Linked DNA regions of Homo sapiens: region 1 is linked to region 2. The links are chromatin loops, found by intact Hi-C in ENCODE. Cell type or tissue: K562. All regions are shown on one strand.

Region 1 (5,000 bases), 320 kb before region 2:
CTGCACTCCAGCCTGAACGACAGAGCAAGACTCCATCTCAAAAAAATAAAAAAAGAAACAAAGAAACAAACACTACAACTTACCAGATGACATTAAAAAAAAAAAAAAAGAAAAAAAACAGTGTGACACTACCAAAATTAGTACAACTATTGTGGGAAACTGGCAGTACTTAGTATAGTTGAATATGAGCATATCTCTGACCCAGCCATTTTGCTCCAACAGTAATGTGTGCACAAGTGCACCAAAACACATGAACAGAAAAACCCCAGCATTCTTTATCATTCTTCTAGCCCTAAACTGGAAATAGCCTAAATGCCTACCAGCAGTAGAATACATAAATAGTGGCATGGTATATGTGATGGTTAATATTGAGTGTCAACTTGATTGGATTGAAGAATAAAAATCCTTCAATCCAAGAATTGTTCCTGGGTGTGCCTGTGAGGGTGTTGCCAAAAGAGATTAACATTTGAGTTGGTGGACTGGGAGAGGGAAACTCAACCTCAATCTGGGTGGGCACCATCTAATCAGCTGCCAGCATGGCTAGAATAAAGCAGGCAGAAGAAAGTGGAAGGACTAGACTTGCTGAGTCTTCCGACCTTCATCTTTTTCCCATGCTGGATGTTTCCTGCCCTCAAACATCAGACTACAAGCTTTTCAGCTTTTGAACTCTTGGATGTACACCAGTAGTTTGCCAGGGGCTCTTGAGCCTTTGGCCACAAACAGAAGGCTGCTTCCCTACTTTTGGGGTTTTGGGGGACTGATCTACCACTGACTTCCTTGCTCCTCAACTTGCAGACCACCTATCCTGGGATTTTACCTTGTGATAGTGTGAGTCAATTCTCCTTAATAAACTCCCTTTCATATCCTATTAGTTCTGTCCCTCTAAAGAACCCTGACTAATACAGTATATAATGAAATAATATACAGCTTTGAAAAATTAACTACATCTACAGGCAACAATATGGATACATCTCAAAGGCATAGTGTTAGGCTGGTAAACATAAAAGATGGCACACATAAATACACTGTGATTTGTATAGAGTTAAATTTACTTAAAGTTCAAAAAGAGCAAAATTAATCTATTGTGTTAGAAGTAAAGATAGCAGTTATCAGGCCGGGCACAGTGGCTCACGCCTGTAATCCCAGTACTTTGGGAGGGCGAGGCGGGTGGATCACGAGGTCAGGAGTTCAAGACCAGGCTGGCCAAGATGGTGAAACCCTGTCTCTACTAAAAATACAAAAATTAGCCAGGCGTGGTGGCATGTTCCTATAATCCCAGCTACTCGGGAGGCTGAGGCAGATAATTGCTTGAACCGGGGAGGCGGGGTGGCAGTGAGCCGAGATTGTGCCACTGCACTCCAGCCTGGGTGACAGAACGAGACTCCATCTCAAAAAAAAAAAAAAAAAGATAGTAGTTATCTTTGGGAAAGTCAAAGGAGTTAAGAAAAAAATGTAAGGAGTATGATCAATGATTCATGGAAAATTGAGTATGCATCTGTTTCTTCACTTCTCCCTCTTCAGTCCAGTTTCTGGCTCTATCACTCAACCGTGTCACTAAAATATCAAATGACTTACATGTTAATAAGTCTACTGGGTAATTTTCAGTCTTCATCTTTTCCTTTCAGCTTTATTTTTCACAATTAACTACCTAGTGGTAGGTAATAGTTAACACACATATGCTAGACACTAAGTGTTTTACATGTGTTAATTCATTTAATCCTAAGAACAACTATATAAAATACAGATTATTATTGCCCCCATTTTTAAATGAGGAAACTGAGGCAAAATGGATAAATGGCTTGCCTAGAATCATACAATTAGAAAGTGCCAGGGCCGGGCGTGGTGGCTCACGCCTGTAATCCCAGCACTTTGGGAGGCCAAGGCCAGTGGATCACCTGAGGCCAGGAGTTCAAGAGCAGCCTGGCCAACATGGTGAAACCCCATCTTTGCTAAAAATACAAAAATTAGCCGGGTGTGGTGGTACATGCCTGTAGTCACAGCTACTTGGGAGGCTGAGGCGGGAGAATTGCTTGAACCTGGGAGGTGGAGGCTGCAGTGAGCCAAGATCATGCCACTGCACTCCAGCCTGGGCGACAGAGCTAACTAGACTCCCATCTCAAAAAAAAAAAAAAAGACTCCCATCTCAAAAAAAAAAAAAAAAAGAAAGTGCCAGAGCAAGGATTTGAGCCCAAGCAATCTGGCTTCATAGTTCTCCATAGTTCATACTCTTAACCATAACAATACACTATATTGCCTTTTTTTCCCCTTAAAGTTGTTCAACAATACTACAAAATAGCTTGTGGTTTTTAAAATGCAATCAGCCGCCAGGCGTGGTGGCTCACACCTGTAATCCCAGCACTTTGGGAGGCCGAGGTGGGCGGATCACCTGAGGTTGGGAGTTCGAGACCACCCTGACCAACGTGGAGAAACCCCGTCTCTACTAAAAATACAAAATTAGCTGGGTGTGGTGGCCTGTAATCCCAGCTGCTCAGGAGGCTGAGGCAGAAGAATCGCTTGAACCCAGGAGGCAGAGGTTGCAGTGAGCCGCAGATGGCGCCATTGCACTCCAACCTGGGCAACAAGAGCGAAACTCCGTCTCAAAAAAAAAAAAATGCAATTAGCTTATGCATATGGTAACACCAAATGGTACAATATTGTTTATAATGAAAATAAAAAAACAGTTCTACTTCACAAAGGTACTAATCCCCAAAGTTACCATCTTTCAACTTTTGCCTTGCCACTATAAAACATGAGGATTTAACACACTTACATAAGCCCCTGCTCGATTCTCCTCCCAATTTCTGATATTTTTGTTGTTTACTTGGAAATTTTAAATAATTTAAGTAATTTGAACATTTACTTAGTATTTCACCAATTTTAGAAAGAGCTTCTTATATTGCCACTCTATAAAATGAGAATATATCATCCTACCCTTTGTTCTACCTTCCAACGGTTGTCTGCTTTTCTTTATTTTTACATTCAACCCTCTTATTAGAACTCCCATGTGTCCCCCACCAACACACACCATTTTTTTTTTTTTTTTCGAGACAAGATCTCACTCTTTTGTTCAGGCTATAGTGTAGTGCTGCGATCACGGCTCACTGCAGCCTTGACCTCCCAGGTTCAAGAGATCCTCCCACCTCAGCCACTCAAGTAGCTGGGACCAGAGGCATGAGCTGCCAAGCCTGGCAAATTTTTTTTTTTTGAGACGAAATCTCACTTTGTTACCAGGCTGGAATGCAATGATGCAATCTCGGCTCACTGCAACCTCCACCTCCCAGGTTCAAGCAATTCTCCTGCCTCAGCCTCCTAAGTAGCTGGGATTACAGGCACATGCCACCATGCCCAGCTAATTTTTGTATTTTTTTTTTAGTAGAGACGGGGTTTCACCATGTTGGCCAGCGTGGTCTCGATCTCTTGACCTCGTGATCCACCTGCCTCAGCCTCCCAAAGTGCTGGGATTACAGGCGTGAGCCACTGTGCCCGGCCGTGGCAAATTTTTTATTTGTTTCAATTTTTGTAGCGATGAGGTGTCCGTTGCCCAGGCTTGTCTTGGACTCCTGGGCTCAAGCTATACTCCTGCCTTGGCCTCCTCAAATTTCTTGCTTTTCTTTATGGTTTGTCACTAAACATGCATCCCATAGTTTTGCCTATTTTTAAAACTATATGTAGATGGAATCATATGCTACTTTCCGTCTTGCTTCTTTCATTCAATATTATGTTTTTAAGATTCATACAAGTTGAGAGTAGCTGTAGGTCATTTATTCTGTTATAGTATGTGTATTTCATTGAATGACTATATCACAATTTTTTATGCTATTGTTGATGAATTTTTCGGCTTCCAATTTGGGACTACTGTAAACATGGCTTTTATGAACATTTTTTTTTCTGGTGTGCATGTGCCAATTTATTGAGGGTATCATTTTAGGAATAGAATTTCTGAGTCATAGGATCTGCATATCTTCATTTGTTCCAAATATTGCCAAGTCATTTTCCAAACTCTTGTACCAATTCACACACCCACTGGCAGCGTATGAGAGGTCTCCACATCCTGGACATTTCTTCCTTTTCCTTACATTGTCAGGAGTAATCACTTATACTCTATTGAGTAACCATAATATACCTTTGTGCTTTGTTCATAGATTGGTCTGAAAATTTAAGAATCCACAAACAGCTTTATGTTATTTTGAGTTTATAGCTATCTCTTACTGCAGAACAATGTAGTATGAGAGGACTGCATTCCCTTCTCTGTGGTTTCAGTGTCATGATCCCCTAGAAATAAGATCAAATGGGGCTGAGCACGGTGGCTCACACCTGTAATCCTAGCACTTTGGGAGGCCGAGGCGGGCGGATCACCTGAGGTCAGGAGTTCGAGACCAACCTGGCCAACATGGTGAAACCCCGTCTCTACTAAAAAATGCAAAAATTAGCTGGGTGTGGTGGTGGGTGCTTGTAATCCCAGCTACTCCGGAGGCTGAAACAGGAGAATCACACGAACCCAGGAGGCAGAGGTTGCAGTGAGCTGGGATCACGCCCCTACACTCCTAGGGAACAGGGCGAGACTCTGTCACACACACAAAAAAGAAAAAAACTATTGATAACAAAATAGGTTTACTTGTGCTTAGGTAATTTGGCAGACATCTTCTAAAAAATGAATGAAATGAGCCTGTCACATCAGTGGCAACAACTAGACAATATTTGTTGTCAGTGATAACCTTCAAGTTTTCAAGAGAAAATGAGAAGCTTGGAAAACTTTTAACCATTACCATGAACTCAACAGCTTCCTAGTGCTTAAAGATTTTCTGATGAGCTCAGTAGTGATTTTAATGAACCTAATTTTTGATGTTGTGTAATGAAATGTGTCAACATTTTGGAGGTCTGCATAACTCAGTGACCCAATATTTTTCTAATTACAAAATCATACATAGGGAACATGAAGGGTAAGAAGACTACTGGCTTTTTTTCTGACTTACAATGTTTTTATTACTATATGTCACATA
Region 2 (5,000 bases):
TTATCTCAAGGCACTGTTAGGGTGAAGTTCATTTTTAAGAATAGTATATAGGAATCTATATTTCAAATAGTCTTCTTGTCTCAGGTCCAATTAGACTGTCATTGTTTCTACACTGAATGTCATGTGAATGATGAAATAATACGCCATTTCTTGGAGTAAATGGCATCAGCTTTTTCTTGTGGTTCATCATTTGATATTGGTGTTACCCTTGATTTGGTTTTCACGGCAGAATCTTTTTCAAAGTTTTGTCCATGTTTTGAGGATTTAGTTAAAACCTGATAATAGAATCTATAAATCCAGTTAATTGGGCAAACATAAACAATAATATATTATTGAGGAAGGGTGCTTGTCATTCCCTCTACCTTGTGTAACTCCCACTCTTTTTTTCAGGATCCCTTAATGTCCCGTGATATGTAACTGACATTGGGCCCAAGCATAGGGGACAATGCCAATTTATATATTAAATATCAGTAAAATTTATTTTTGTATTTTACTTAAAGTACATATAAATAAAATACCTAATATTTTCTTCCCATACCCCAAAATAGCATCTTCAAGATGGACCCTAGGATATTAAAAAACCTCACTGTTCTAAGTCTTCAGAAAAATGGGTTTGGGAAAAGCTTAGATGAAAGCTGATAAACTCGTGACACGGAACTCCTAAAAGAGAAGAGTTTGGATAGGCTTGTAAAAATGAGACTGTACGGATCTTTTTTTTTTTTTTTTTTTTTTTTTTGAGACAGTCTTCCTCTGTACCCAGGATGGAGTGTAGTGGCACGATCTTGGCTCACTGAAGCCTGTGCTTCCCAGGTTCAAGTGATTCTTGTGTTTCAGCTTCCCAGGTAGCTGGGACTATAGGCGTGCGCCACCATGCCCAGCTAATTTTTGTATTTTTAGTAGAGACGGGGTTTCACCATGTTGGCCAGGCTGGTCTTGAACTCCTGGCCTCAAGTGATCTGCCCACCTCTGCCTCCCAAAGTGCTGGCATTACAGGCATGAGCCACCACACCCAGAAAATCAGTTCTTTAAAAGGCTACATTTACAATATACTAATAAGACAGTTCCTTTGATTAAACACATATTTACATATGTATATTTTGCTCAGTGAAAAACCAAAATGTTAATTGTGGTGACTTTAGCAGTGATGTTACTTTTTGCTTCTTTATATTTTCTAATTTTCTACAATAATTATGCATTATTTGCATAATAAAGGTTTAAACAGTGTTAAATAAAAGTACACATACAAAGTTGGCAGGTGATAAAACCAACTAAAGAATATAATAAATCTTTAAGAACAACATAAGGATAAATCCAGAAGCTTTCATAAGCCAAGAAAAGCTTATAAAAAGTGTCAGAAACACTCAAAGTGATATTTAAAGCTATATTCAAGGCAAGAATGCAGAGATCTATTCTTGTAATGGAAAGAAAGTAGAGATAAGGTAAGAAACTAGAGAGCATCTAGTTGTGCATTCTGTGTTCATATCTCTTTCTCCAGCTCATTTCACATGGCCTAAAGAAAGGAAAAGTTGTGAATAAAATTAGAGAAAACATAAAAACAATCTTCAGGACACCTGAGATGTGCATGTGTCTTGACTTTCAAAAAAGAAAGAGAAGGCAAATTGCAAGAAATTTATGTTTTAAAATAAGGAAGTTGGTAGGTCATGACCATACCAAAAATATAATAGTCAAGCTTGCCTCTACTTATAACGATTCAGTTGTAATTAACTGCATATTGACATTTTGAAATACGTCAAATAAATATGTGTACAAGTATACATACAATCATCATAGATTCAATAGCTACAAATACAGATGACACAGGTTGAGCATCACTAATCCAAAAATCCAAAATTCTCCAAATCTGAAACTTTTTGAGCACTGACATCATGGGCAAAGGAAATGCTTATTAGAGCATTTTGGATTTTAGATTAGGGATGCTCATGTGTAAATATAATGAGAATATTCTAAAATCTGAAAAAATTAAAAATTCCACAACTTTTGGTCCCAAGCTTTTCGGATACTCAACCTGTATAAATGATGACCAAATACTATAAGCAGAGTTGCTGACATGAGTTTCTGCAATGATGAACTCTTAGTAAACTTCTGAACAGAAGAAAGTACGATCTTTTTTCTACTTCCTTATATGGTAGCTGCATTACTGGAATCAGTGTATACTAAAATCATGCCCCAGACAATGTGTTTATAAGTAAATCAGAGTTAAGTTATTTCTAGGCTTAGAGAAACATAAACAGGTTTCACTGCTACACGAAAATCGAAGGGGAGATCTAAAAGTCATTCAGGTTGCGGGATAAATCTTCATCATGTATGACTGGCCTGCATATAGCAGCAGGACGTTTAACATTCCTGGCCCTTGCCTTTCATACCATTGTAAAGTAGGATTATACCCCTCTATCTTTGTGCTAAATAAAAAAAAATTGCCCCACAAGTTTCCGAAATTGCCTCTAGATGGCAATAGTATCCTTGTAAATTACTGATCTCTTAGCATAGGATACACCATGGTACCTTCATAAAGCTTTATATATAATAGAAAACATCTTCAAGTTCTACTTATGATCCTCTCATCTTGGAACTTAAAGCAAGGACCAGGATACATCTGAGAATGATATCAACTTACAAGGGCCATATTGAATACGTTTAGGTTTAAATATTGTGAAAAACATTTAAAATATGAAATAAATTAGCACTAGTCAGCCCTATCTGACCAGAATACTTCATTTTACCTGACAAAATATTTGAAGCAGAAAAGCTAATAATAGAGAGGCCCCTACTTCTCTTCAGAAGTCTTAGAATATAAACGAAGAAGAGACAGGTTCCTTGCTTTTCCTGAAAAAATCTTGGGGGAAATGAGAAGCTTGCTTTAATTAAATGAATGAGTGGAGAGAGGCAAACTATGAAAGACCTGAGCTTAGCTCCCAGATGATGCATTAAGTTTCTACCCCTGACCCCATATACTCCACGCCACAGGTCTGGAAGAGTTGTAACCACATCCCTAGCATTCCTAGGGTACAAGGTGCTTTTTTAAATGGGACAGTATCTGGCCCTAGAACAGGACTAAAAGAAAGGTCTGCACTGGAGTTGAAGCCACTTCATTTCTTGAGAATACACAATAAATGTCTATTTCTTTTTAAAAGATCATACAGATTTTTCTATTGAATCCAACTATATGGGTGGATTATATAAAATATCTGATAGACTTATCCCTTTAGCTAACTTGGGAGCCATTTTGCAGCAATGGTTCACAAAGCACTTTCGTTATTTCTTTAAATCATTCCAATATTAATAGAAAAAATCAATGATGAACAAAAATGAAATTTTAAATAAGGACAGTGCTTGATGCAAAAAGAAAAACTGGTAATACTGATCCCATCTTTATTTTAAACTTGTATATATTGTGTTTGTTATGAATTCTTTTGCATGACTTGATTTTTAAAAGATTGCATTAAAATAGTTTAAAGTTTTTTTTTTTTCCTGTTTTTAGGAGTGGAGGTTTAATAGAAAAAATAAAGAGAAAGGAGAACAGCTCTCTCTCTAGTTGAAAGAGAGGGGCTTCGGAAACGGAAGGACCCTAAAGTTTTGTTTGTTTTTTTGAGACAGGGTCTCACTCCTTCATCCAGGCTGGAGTGCGGTGGCGCGATCTGGGCTCCCTGAAATCCCCGCATCAGGGTCCCGCAAGTAGCTGGGACTGCAGGCGTGCGCCACCACGCCCGGCTAATTTTTGTATATTTAGCATAGACTGGGTTTCGCCATGTTAGTCAGGCTTGTCTAGAACTCCTGAGCTCGAGCTCAAGTGATCCGCCCGCCTCGGCCTTCCAAAGTGCTAGGATTATAGGCGTGAGCCACCGCGCCTGGCCTTAAAATACTTTTTATCTTGATGACTGAGGGTTGGGTTTTTTTTTTTTAGGGCCCCCTTGAATTTTGGGCAGAACGAAGTACCCCCTTGGTCTTCAGTAGAATAAGCAGAACCTCTTTTCACTAATAGGTTTCAGAGTACTGGTAAGCCCTAGTGCTCCCATATTTGTACTTCTCTTAGACATACTATTTCAACAAATATACATATAGATTTTGACTCAAGGTCTCCTCTGTCGCCCATGCTGGAGCATAGTGGGGTGATTATACCAACAAATATTTAAGCAACTTAGAGCACTAGTTATAGCAGAGTGCCTAATGGCATCTCCCTCAATCCTGGGAGGTCAACCACTCTCCTTCTGGACCTGGCACAGGTGCACCAAGGTGTAAATCGCACTGCAGATTTAGAGAAAGAGAAGGCAGTGGTCTCCCCGGTACCAGGACTTGGTCAGGACCAACGCGGCCCTGGAAAAGCAGAGCCTGTTAGGTTCAGAAACTAAATTCTGGAAGGGTAAGAAGCAAATTCATCACCGACAGCTGTAGCTGTGGTTGTGGGGCCCACAATCATGCCCCTCCCAGCCACCCTCTTCTCTGGGAAGCTGACGAGGGCGCCGGGAGAGGCTGTCGGGGCGGCCTGCCTTGACGCACCCTGCTCGCGAGGAATCCGCACCAGGCAGTCCACCATGCCTTTGTACCGCGCCTCGGGGCTGATCTGCTTCGACGACGCCTGCACCTGCAGCAGCAGCTTCACCCGCTCGATGGGCGCCACCGCTGTCTTGGACACAGCTGCCGCGACTCCGCCGGCCAGAAGGTCCTTCCCGAAGGATGAGGCGTCAAACAGCCGCTTTTCTGCCTTCTTTTTCGCAGGCTCACGATGCATGATGGAGAAGGATATAAAAACCGGCAGCAGTGGCTAAAAATGAGTACGGGAGCTACGATGAAGGGAAGCGGAAAACCGGAAAACCGCTGCAGCATCGTACTGGCGAGAAAGTGGCTCTTGGGACGCTGAGAGAGCCGCGCGCCGGCGAGGCGCGTGCGGAAAAGCTGCGCAGGCGCTCCAACGGCCTCCAGCCACGTGACGCCTGACACGTGACACCTGACACGTGACTCCTGACACGTGGCTCCTGGATGCG

The links. A loop is a pair of places that touch in the nucleus more often than their neighbours do. Peaks named below come from ENCODE experiments on the same cell type or tissue, not always from the same donor. Only the 100,000 strongest peaks of a DNase experiment are listed, where the experiment ranks them.
Region 1: a loop joins it to region 2, with 2.7 times the contacts of the local background. A loop is called at or near these places in 1 of 110 quality-filtered maps.

What each region holds. Positions count from the first base shown.
Region 1 is chr4:128,048,973-128,053,972 of GRCh38, reverse strand. No RefSeq gene overlaps it. Among named protein-coding and RNA genes, the nearest start is that of LARP1B, 9.8 kb to the left of the region's middle. RefSeq lists an enhancer at 1,113-1,282. In K562, a CTCF peak has its summit at 2,556 (motif pointing right); no DNase peak of the experiment used is centred here.
Region 2 is chr4:127,730,293-127,735,292 of GRCh38, reverse strand. It overlaps SLC25A31 (solute carrier family 25 member 31), which reads right to left and starts at 4,893. Exons shown (of 6, transcript NM_031291.4): 1 at 4,516-4,893. The coding sequence starts at 4,747. In K562, a CTCF peak has its summit at 2,463 (motif pointing right); a DNase peak (open chromatin) is centred at 2,502.